3 separate regions of the Homo sapiens genome follow, and all the other regions are linked to region 3. Evidence: chromatin contacts called from ENCODE Hi-C data. All regions are on one chromosome and are shown on one strand. The core of a region is the stretch at or near the end of the contact, and the rest is flanking DNA. Distances in the headings are between cores, read along the strand shown.

Region 1 (2,700 bases), core at 48-2,547, 260 kb after region 3:
TAGGCAGATCACGAGGTCAAGAGATCAAGACAATCCTGGGCACCATGGAGAAACCCCGTCTCTACTAAAAATGCAAAAAATTAGCTGGGCGTGGTGGCGAGCGCCTGTAATCCCAGCTACTCGGGAGGCTGAGGCAGGAGAATCGCTTGAACCTGGAAGGTGGAGGTTGCAGTGAGCTGGGATAATGCCACTGCACTTCAGCCTGAGTGACAGAGCAAGACTCTGTCAAAAAGAAAGAAGGAGTTAAGGAAGGAAGGAAGGAGACAAGAAAGAAAGAAAAGGAAGGAAGGAAGGAAAGAAAGAAAAGTAAGCAAGAAAGAAAGAAAGAGAAAGAAAGAAAAAGAAAGAGAAAAACAGACAACCCTCGAGGCACAGGAAGGGCAGCGGGATGACATTTATTGGAGGTAAAAAATCACTGTATTCAGTCCGCTGTCCTCAGACACAGGACACAAACTGAAATCCACAGGGAACCAAAGTGTGGGCTGAAGACGGAGCTGTCTACATAATAGTAAAGAGCACACAAAAAAATTGGATTCTTTTCTCCTACACAACTGCTCACCTACAGGCCGTGGTGACCCGTTTTGCAAGCATGGCAGTGGTGGGCATGGTCTGGCTTTGTAGCTGGCTAGAAAGGAGAACTGTTAGCTTTTTGGCATAATTCTAAGTTCCACACCAAGGATCCTATTTTATCACTTGGGTGGTGAGTAGAGAAACAAACACAAATGCCAACAAAAAATCCGACAAGCTGGTGCCATCCTCACCATTCCCGGCATGAGTGCTGCCTGCACCGCGGCACACACAGTCTCCCCTGCTATGGCTGGTGGGCCAGTTCCGGTTCTTGACTTTGCCTCAAGAAAAGAATTCGAGAGTGAGTCCAAGGTAAAAGTAAGCAAGAGAGTTAATTGCAAAGTGAACGTGCACTCTTAACAGCTGGTCAGAGCGGCTGCTCAAAGGTGAGACAGCGCTGACTGACGCTGGGGAAACTCCCTTTAGGGGAATCTTCCGTGATTACTCATGCGTGGGTGGGACGGTGTTGCTCTTAAGCGTGTTCTGGGTGGTCTGTTAGGCCCGCATGCGCAATGGCTGTACATGCTAGTGCATATACATCGCTGTCTCAGTAGCACCTTAAGTCTCCACGTGAGGGTGTGTTTTCACTATTATAATGAGCATAGGTCAGCCCAAGGACACTACCTAAGCATGGGTTTCTGCACTTGCACGGATATGGGGACTGTCCCTTCTTCCCTTCTACCTCCTTGCTACAGGATGTTTTGACCACGAGCCCAGGATGCGGTTTATGCGCTGTCGGGGTTTGCGAGCTGTCCGGCGGATTGTTCTCTCCGTCTATTTAGCAAATGTGTTTCCCTTTAAGGGAGGCTGTGTAAGGGAGGCTGTGAAACGCCTGTCTAACCTACTTACGCTGCAGCTGCACCAGGGAGCAACACAGAGACTTCACAGGAAAACTGGAAGAAACCACAGACCTTTCTAAAGAAGCGGTGGGCAGCAGCCTACACCACGAGCCAGGCAGAAAACTGTGAGTCCCCACAGTGTGAGAAGGGGAGAGACTGACTCAGGGATGTGTATTCTTTTGTAGCCTTTCCTTCGGGTTGAAGAGCACTTAGGTTGATTCTGTATCTTTCCAATCATTGAATTTTCTCAACTTTTTGCTTTTTCTTCTCCCTCAAGAACACCTATGAGTCTTAGATTTCGGGCAAGTCTACTTTCCCCACTCAAGATGACATTGCAGATCTCAGTCGGGAGCTTCTCTCAACCCGTGACCGCCTCCTGAGTCAGCTAGCTGGCTTCTGCAAGGCCCCCTGTGAGGTAGCATCGGGAATGGCTTCCCTCTGTCCCTGCTGGAGCCCAGGACTGCACGCCAAGCACATCCCAATGTGACTCCTTATCTACTCCCCAACGCTCCCTAACTCAGCTCCAGTGCTGGGCAGGGTGAGGGCTTCCCCCTCCTGTGGCCTGGACTGCGTGGCACCCCAGTGGGAGTGCACATCCCTGAGTCAGTCTCTCCCCTTCTCACACTGTGGGGACTCACAGTTTTCTGTCTGGCTCGTGGTGTAGGCTGCTGCCCACCGTTTCTTTAGAAAGGTCTGTGGTTTCTTCCAGTTTTCCTGTTAAGTTCCTGTGTTGGTCCCTGGTGAAAAGGTCACAACATAAATCTTTATACACTGTTTCATCTTTCCAAGGTGGGAGAGGCCGGCTAACAATGCCTGCAATCTGCCATCCTCTCTTTTCAGTTTTGATGTGTTATATACACTCATGCACATATACATAATGTTTACCAAAGTGGGATCATATTCTTAAATGTCCTTTATTAGGAATTCTGAAACATTAAGGGCAAATTTAATCAGAGGAAGGTGAATATACAGCTCTGAGTGTCTAGCATATATTTACAAAATATCTCAAGTCTTCTGTATCTAGATATAATTACAAAATATCTCTGAAGTCTTCTGTTTTACTCTGAAAGTCCCTATGAATGTTTGTGGCCTATGGAAAAACACGTTTCTGTTAGTTTCAACGGGAAAATAATGCATTCATTGTCACTAAAGTTGTCTGATTGACCTGACTCAGTATTTGAGTATAAATGACATCCCCAGAAGATATGCAAAGTGGACCTTCTGCCTTTAGCTCCTCTGAAGCACTTTTCACGCCCTGCCCTTGGGTCCTGGATCCCCACTGGAGAAGCAACAG
Region 2 (2,700 bases), core at 77-2,576, 320 kb before region 3:
ATACATCATCATACCTATTTTCTAAGATCAACATGTTTTATAATATATTCATGATTATGGTACAAAGATAGTAAAATTAAGTATAAATTGGGAATATTTTTCAAGTAAAAACATGGCATTCTCTACCTATGAACACAAACAATATTAATTCAAACTAAATGTCTTGTTTAACCAATCACAATTTTCCAAAAGATGTTTATGATTTCTTCCAATAACAAGACCATAAAATATATACTATCCTGCAGATCATTTTTTTGTCCTCTGACAAAGTTTTCTTTTTTATAAAACAATTGTAGCATATTCTTTTAAATTGATATATACTCTTACAGTTCAGCAGATGTTCCATAATTTACCAAAGTATTCATCTCTCATTGTAATTCCCTTTTTTTGTAAATTACAAAAGTTGTGGTTAATATTAAGACAGATTTGCCTAGATAGCTTTTAGAATTGCTGTGTCAAAGAAAACGAAAAAATTAAATTGGCTCTAGGTTGCCTTCCAAAAATACAATATTTACTTAAATCTTCTACAGTTACAACGCCAACATCTGCAAAAATAGAACTAATATTTTTTAAGTGTGACTTTTTAAAAAATCTGGAAACATTGCAAAGTAGGATGATCGCATTCTAATAATTTCATATTCTTAAGTGCCCCACTGTCATCTTCCTTTACTTCTGGAAGGAAACATGTAGATATTAACACAGTTGCACCTTCACCTCCTCATCCCCTTCCCCACTGGCAGTGGTTTTAATAGCAAGCCCCATGTGGGTATTAGCATTTAATGGAGCATCACTCCTGTTCTCGGCTTCGTCCATTCAGTCAGAGTCTAATCTAACCCACAAAAGCCTTACCCAGCCCAGAACCCCCGCCCTATCCCCAAATCTAACACTTTCAGTGACCACTGGTTTTGGCAACTCTGTGACCGCTTCCTGGCCAGCACCGTGACTTCTTCAAACCTTGTTTATTTTTCCAAATTGTCCTGGATATGAGCATCTTCTCTGCCGTACGGCTGCTGCCTTCCTCTAAGATGGCCGTGCCCATGGTGCTCCAGCTAAGGCTCCACTCTCAGCTATAATGGGCACAAAGGGCGCCGCCATCTTTTTTCCACAGCAGGCTGAATAGAATGCCACTGCGCCGTGTTGGCCTTGGCTGGGCACCCGACTCTTGAGTGTCCCTTGCAACGAAGAGAGAAAGGCACTGAGGTGACTAAGAGTGATTCCCACAGCCATTATGGCCGCTCCTGTCAGAAACGCTGCGATGGGCGCAGCCCTGTGACCTCATAGAGCGGCGCCCGCAGTCTGAACTCGCGATCCCGGGCAGGCTCCGTGGTCCTCGCCTCGCTTCACGGTCTTTACCGCTCAGCTTCCCGGAGTCCGCGCAGGAGCGCGTCTGAATAGGAAGCGTTTTCGGACGTGGATGCGGCGTTTTGTCGCTGCCAGTGGTGTCTGGAGAGGTTCGGGCTCGGGTGAGTCGAGTTCTGGGCATGGACTCGCGGCCTGTGGGTCTGTGTACCGATGGTGCGTGGAGCGTCCTGATTGGGGCTGTATTTGAACGCAGTCGCTGAGGAAGCGGGGCGTTAATGACGGGTCCTTTGGCTGTAGGGATGAAGAGTCTGAGGAAATCAGCGACGAGTCCGACTCTGTCTGGGTCTGGGGCCCTTGTGAGTCACCCTTTACGGGTGTTGGGCTGGGGGACGGTCAGGTCTTTCCCTTCCCATGAGGCCCTATCTCAGGCTATCACATGGGATATTATCTTTCCTGAAGAATATAACATGTGCTCTTGAAAAAAATGTTTATTTTACTGCTGTTGAGTGCAGTGTTAAATGTTCGTTAAGTCTAGTTGGTTGATAATGTTGTTCAAGTTTTCGGTATCCTTGCTGAGTTTCTATTTGTTTTCTTTATTATTGCAAGTAGGGTAATGTAGTCTTCAATTATTATTGTTGAATTGTCTAATCCTCTCTCATTCTGTTTTGCTTCATACGTTTTTAAATTATCATATTCTTATATATACACCCTTATATTATTATTGCCAGCCATTGTAACCATTGTTGCCACTCACCTAGGCCTTGGTGTCCAGAGTTTTATTGGATATCAGTTAACACACACACACACAATTGACTGCCTATGAGGCTGACTTCAATCTCCAGCTCCTCCAGATATCAAACTAATACCACGTGGTCCAAGGTCTCCCACAGTAAATCACATTATTAGGATAGACAATTTGGCATGGCTTAAATTGCCCTGATAACCAAAGACAGTTTTATCAAGCAGCGTATTCCAAAGGCTTAGAGTTTGCCTCATAGGAACTGTGGGCAAAGGACAAAGCTCTCTTGGGTAAAGTTACTCCTTTAGCGCATAATGTGAAATGAGACAGTTCTTGTGATTTGCTTAGTACATTGGTCTTGACACGAGGTATGTATACCCAAAGAGCTTACAGAGACTTTCGAACCAGTACATGGGCACACGTGGTTTTTAAAGACATTCTTGGAGCCTTCCATGTGTTCTCTTTCCTAAAATTGATCTGTCTGAGAATTCACCTTGAAGGGGGCCACCCCTCCACAACCTGTGGGTGTTTCTTGTCAGGTGGGATGAGAGACTGAGAAAAGAAATAAGAGACAAAGTATAGAGAAAGAAAAGTGGGCCCAGGAGACCAGCACTCAGCATACGGAGGACCCACGCTGGCACTGGTCTCTGAGTTCCCTC
Region 3 (2,700 bases), core at 50-2,549:
TTGCACTGGGATAGCTATGCCTATCACTGTCATTATGCGGGCCATATTCATCTGGGCATGTGTGGGCTTGCTGCACCTCCTCCTACCTGAGTTAGTAGTGACCACCTTCGGAGATGAAACAATCTAGAGTTGAAATATATTCTTTATTTTCAGGATGGAAATAGGATAGGGAAGGAGGAAAGATACCTTTGTTAGTTGCCACTGCAGTACCATCGAAAGAACATCCTGGGGAAACAAAGAGGTATGTGTGTTACAGGAGGGGTTGGTGACTAGAAACTTAGGTCCCGGAGCCTGGACACCAGGGTCAAAAAGGTGTACAGGGCCCGGACTCCTGGTTCTGAGGGAGGAGGGGGCAGGGGGCCTGGGCTTTTGGGTCTGAAGGAAGAGAAACTTGGGGGTCTGGACTCTTGGATCTGAGGGAGGAGGGGCTGGGGGCCTGGACTCCTGGGTCTGAGGGAGGAGGGGGTCCGGGGGCTTGGACTCTTGGATCTGCGGGAGGAGGGGACTGGGGACTTGGACTCCTGGGTCTGAAGGAGTAGGGGTTTGGGGCCTGGAATCCTGGGTCTGAGGGAGGAGGGGCTGCGGACCTGGACTCCTGGGTCTGAGGGAGGAGGGGCTGGGGGCCTGGACTCTTAGATCTAAGGGAGGAGGGGGCTGGGGACTTGGATTCCTGGGCTAGTAAAGAGGGGCTGGGACCTGGACTCGTGGGTCTGAGAGAGGAGGAACTGAAAGCCTGACCTCCTGGGTTGGAGGTTGCTGGGAACCCAGACTTCTCGGTGGGATCTGAGACAGCGGGGAGCTAGATGCTGGGGCTCCGGAGTCCCCAGAACTCACCACGCCAACACTGTCGCACTCGCTGATGCGAGGGCCCCGAGGACTGCAAGCAGGAACAGATTGCTGGGCGTCAGAGCCTCGGGCCTGGCCAGCAGCTCGCCCAGGCTGGGCCTCCAGGGCTCGATCAGCTCGGCATCCCGCGGCGCCCAGCGCAGCACTTCCCGGAACGAGGCCTGCAACTCTGTCTCCGCCCGCGGGGGCGGGCCCGTCACTGCGGGGGCGCGCACGTCAGCCAGGCACGAGCCCCACCCCTCTCCCGACCCCGCTCACTCACGCGGCCGCGCCCCGCCCCACCGTTAAGAAAGAAGTAGAGCCGGGCCAGGGGGCGCTGGTCTTGCTTGATCACGCAGGAGAACGTCCCGCGGTGCGTGAGCTGAGCCGGCCGGATCCGCGCCAGGTATCCTTCGGCCCGCGGCATATCTCGGAAATAGGACAAGTCCTGAGTCCGGAGCTGCGGGACACGCGGGTTTAAACGCCTCAACTCCGGCTTGCCACTGAGTAACCTACAAGCCCCGCCCCCCGAGCCAGACCACGCCCCCTGGAGTCCTGGCCCTGAGCCTTGAGCCCGCCCCCGAGCCTTCTCGCTCCCCTGCCCTAAACGCACCCCTTCCCCTCACTCCTTAAACCCTTACGCATAACCTACCCCTAGAAACTGCTTTTATTTATGTATTTTTTTTTTCTTCCAGACAGGGTCTCGTTCTGGCGCCCAGGCTGCAGTGCAGTGGCGCGATCATAGCTCACTGCAGCCTCAAACTCCTGGACTTAAGCAGTCTTCCCGCTCAGCCTCCCCAGTGGCTGGGACTATAGGCGTGCACCACCACGCCCCGGCTGTTTTTAAAATTTTTTGGCAGAGGAGGGGTCTTAATTTGTTGCCGAGGCCGGTCTCAAACTCCTGGGCTCAAGCCATCCTCCCGCCTTGGTCTCCAAAAGCGCTGGGATTACAGGCGTGAGCCATCGCCCCAGGTCCTTGGTCCTGCATTCTGATCTTCGAGCTCTCCCCTAAATCCCGCGACCCTCCTCTTGCTGATGCTTGTGTCTAGACGGAGATTCCCGGAGTCCCGTCCCCGCAAGCTGACTCCCCAACCTCTAGTGAAGGCTAACTCGCCCGTCTAAACTCTTCGCGCCGGCCCCGCCCCGACTCACACCTCCTCCTGCGAACTTCCAGGAATAGGTGATCTCCTCCTTTGGCAGCTGGAAGTTTACGATGCAAGAAAACATAGCCTGGTCGCCCCGAGTCACTGTCACATCCTGAACTGAAGACGGAGCAGGGTTCACTCGCTGGGCCCCGACCACGTCTGGCCTCGCCACCAGCTTATGCCCCTCGGTGCTCTGGTCCCTTTTCTCAGGTTGGCCTCCTGCACCCCGAGGCCCCGCCCCCTCACCTGGGCAGTCCAGCGGGAGGTCGCAGACCCTAGAGTAGCACCCGCTGCAGAGGAAACGCCGGGCGAACTCCTGGAGACCTGTGGAGCGGGAACGCTGGGTCTAGGCGCCACCTGCCCTTCCAAGCCCGGGGCCCTTGGCCCATTTGAGATCCATGCAGCTTCCCGGGGTCCATCGGCCAGGTGGCATCTTGACCCCGCCCTCCCTGCTGTCTTTGGCCGACTCTCACTCCTCTCCGCCCTCTAGGATTCCTATTGGTTTGCTTCGGCTCTCACACACACCTTCTGAGGATTTAGAGCAATACTTGGTTTTCTTCCTTTTCTCCAGGGATCTTATTGGCTTCCTAAGGATGTGAAGCCCACCCGCTTTCCCACACTTGATGTCGTACGTTTCGTCCCCGACCGCCTCCCTTACCCCGCAATTTCCAAGTTTTAGATGAAGTCCTTACCGCAGGGAGGGATGCAAGCCTGGGCTGTGGAGGAAGAG

Evidence for each region. A loop is a pair of places that touch in the nucleus more often than their neighbours do. Pooled maps may share reads with other maps.
Region 1: a loop to region 3 is called in a map of CD4-positive, alpha-beta T cell, with 2.6 times the contacts of the local background. The contact joins two enhancer-like sites. A Hi-C loop is called at or near these places in 1 of 168 maps with a recorded cell type or tissue (CD4-positive, alpha-beta T cell) and 7 of 50 pooled maps.
Region 2: a map of gastrocnemius medialis shows a loop between it and region 3 (4-fold over the local background). The contact joins the promoter of ZNF614 here to the enhancer-like site in region 3. A Hi-C loop is called at or near these places in 1 of 168 maps with a recorded cell type or tissue (gastrocnemius medialis), 1 of 37 single-sample maps with no recorded cell type and 10 of 50 pooled maps.

What each region holds. Positions count from the first base shown.
Region 1 is chr19:51,440,293-51,442,992 of GRCh38, reverse strand. No RefSeq gene overlaps it. Among named protein-coding and RNA genes, the nearest start is that of SIGLEC8, 17 kb to the left of the region's middle. RefSeq lists enhancers at 941-1,080, 1,381-1,670. Within about 2 kb of position 1,297, at least 8 of the 41 ENCODE cell types and tissues checked have a DNase peak (open chromatin) inside an H3K27ac peak, as active enhancers do.
Region 2 is chr19:52,027,005-52,029,704 of GRCh38, reverse strand. It overlaps ZNF614 (zinc finger protein 614), which reads left to right and starts at 1,326. Exons shown (of 5, transcript NM_025040.4): 1 at 1,326-1,463. LOC112268244 (a long non-coding RNA gene) reads right to left here. Exons shown (of 2, transcript XR_002958414.2): 2 at 1-2,593. RefSeq lists enhancers at 839-1,598, 2,069-2,700.
Region 3 is chr19:51,702,615-51,705,314 of GRCh38, reverse strand. SPACA6 (sperm acrosome associated 6) reads right to left here. Exons shown (of 9, transcript NM_001316972.2): 4 at 2,663-2,686; 5 at 2,217-2,294; 6 at 1,978-2,087; 7 at 1,129-1,285; 8 at 835-1,045; 9 at 125-225. The coding sequence ends at 192. Among named protein-coding and RNA genes, the nearest start is that of SPACA6-AS1, 11 kb to the right of the region's middle. RefSeq lists a silencer at 949-1,148. Within about 2 kb of position 1,299, at least 35 of the 41 ENCODE cell types and tissues checked have a DNase peak (open chromatin) inside an H3K27ac peak, as active enhancers do; they include gastrocnemius medialis, where a contact is called at or near this core.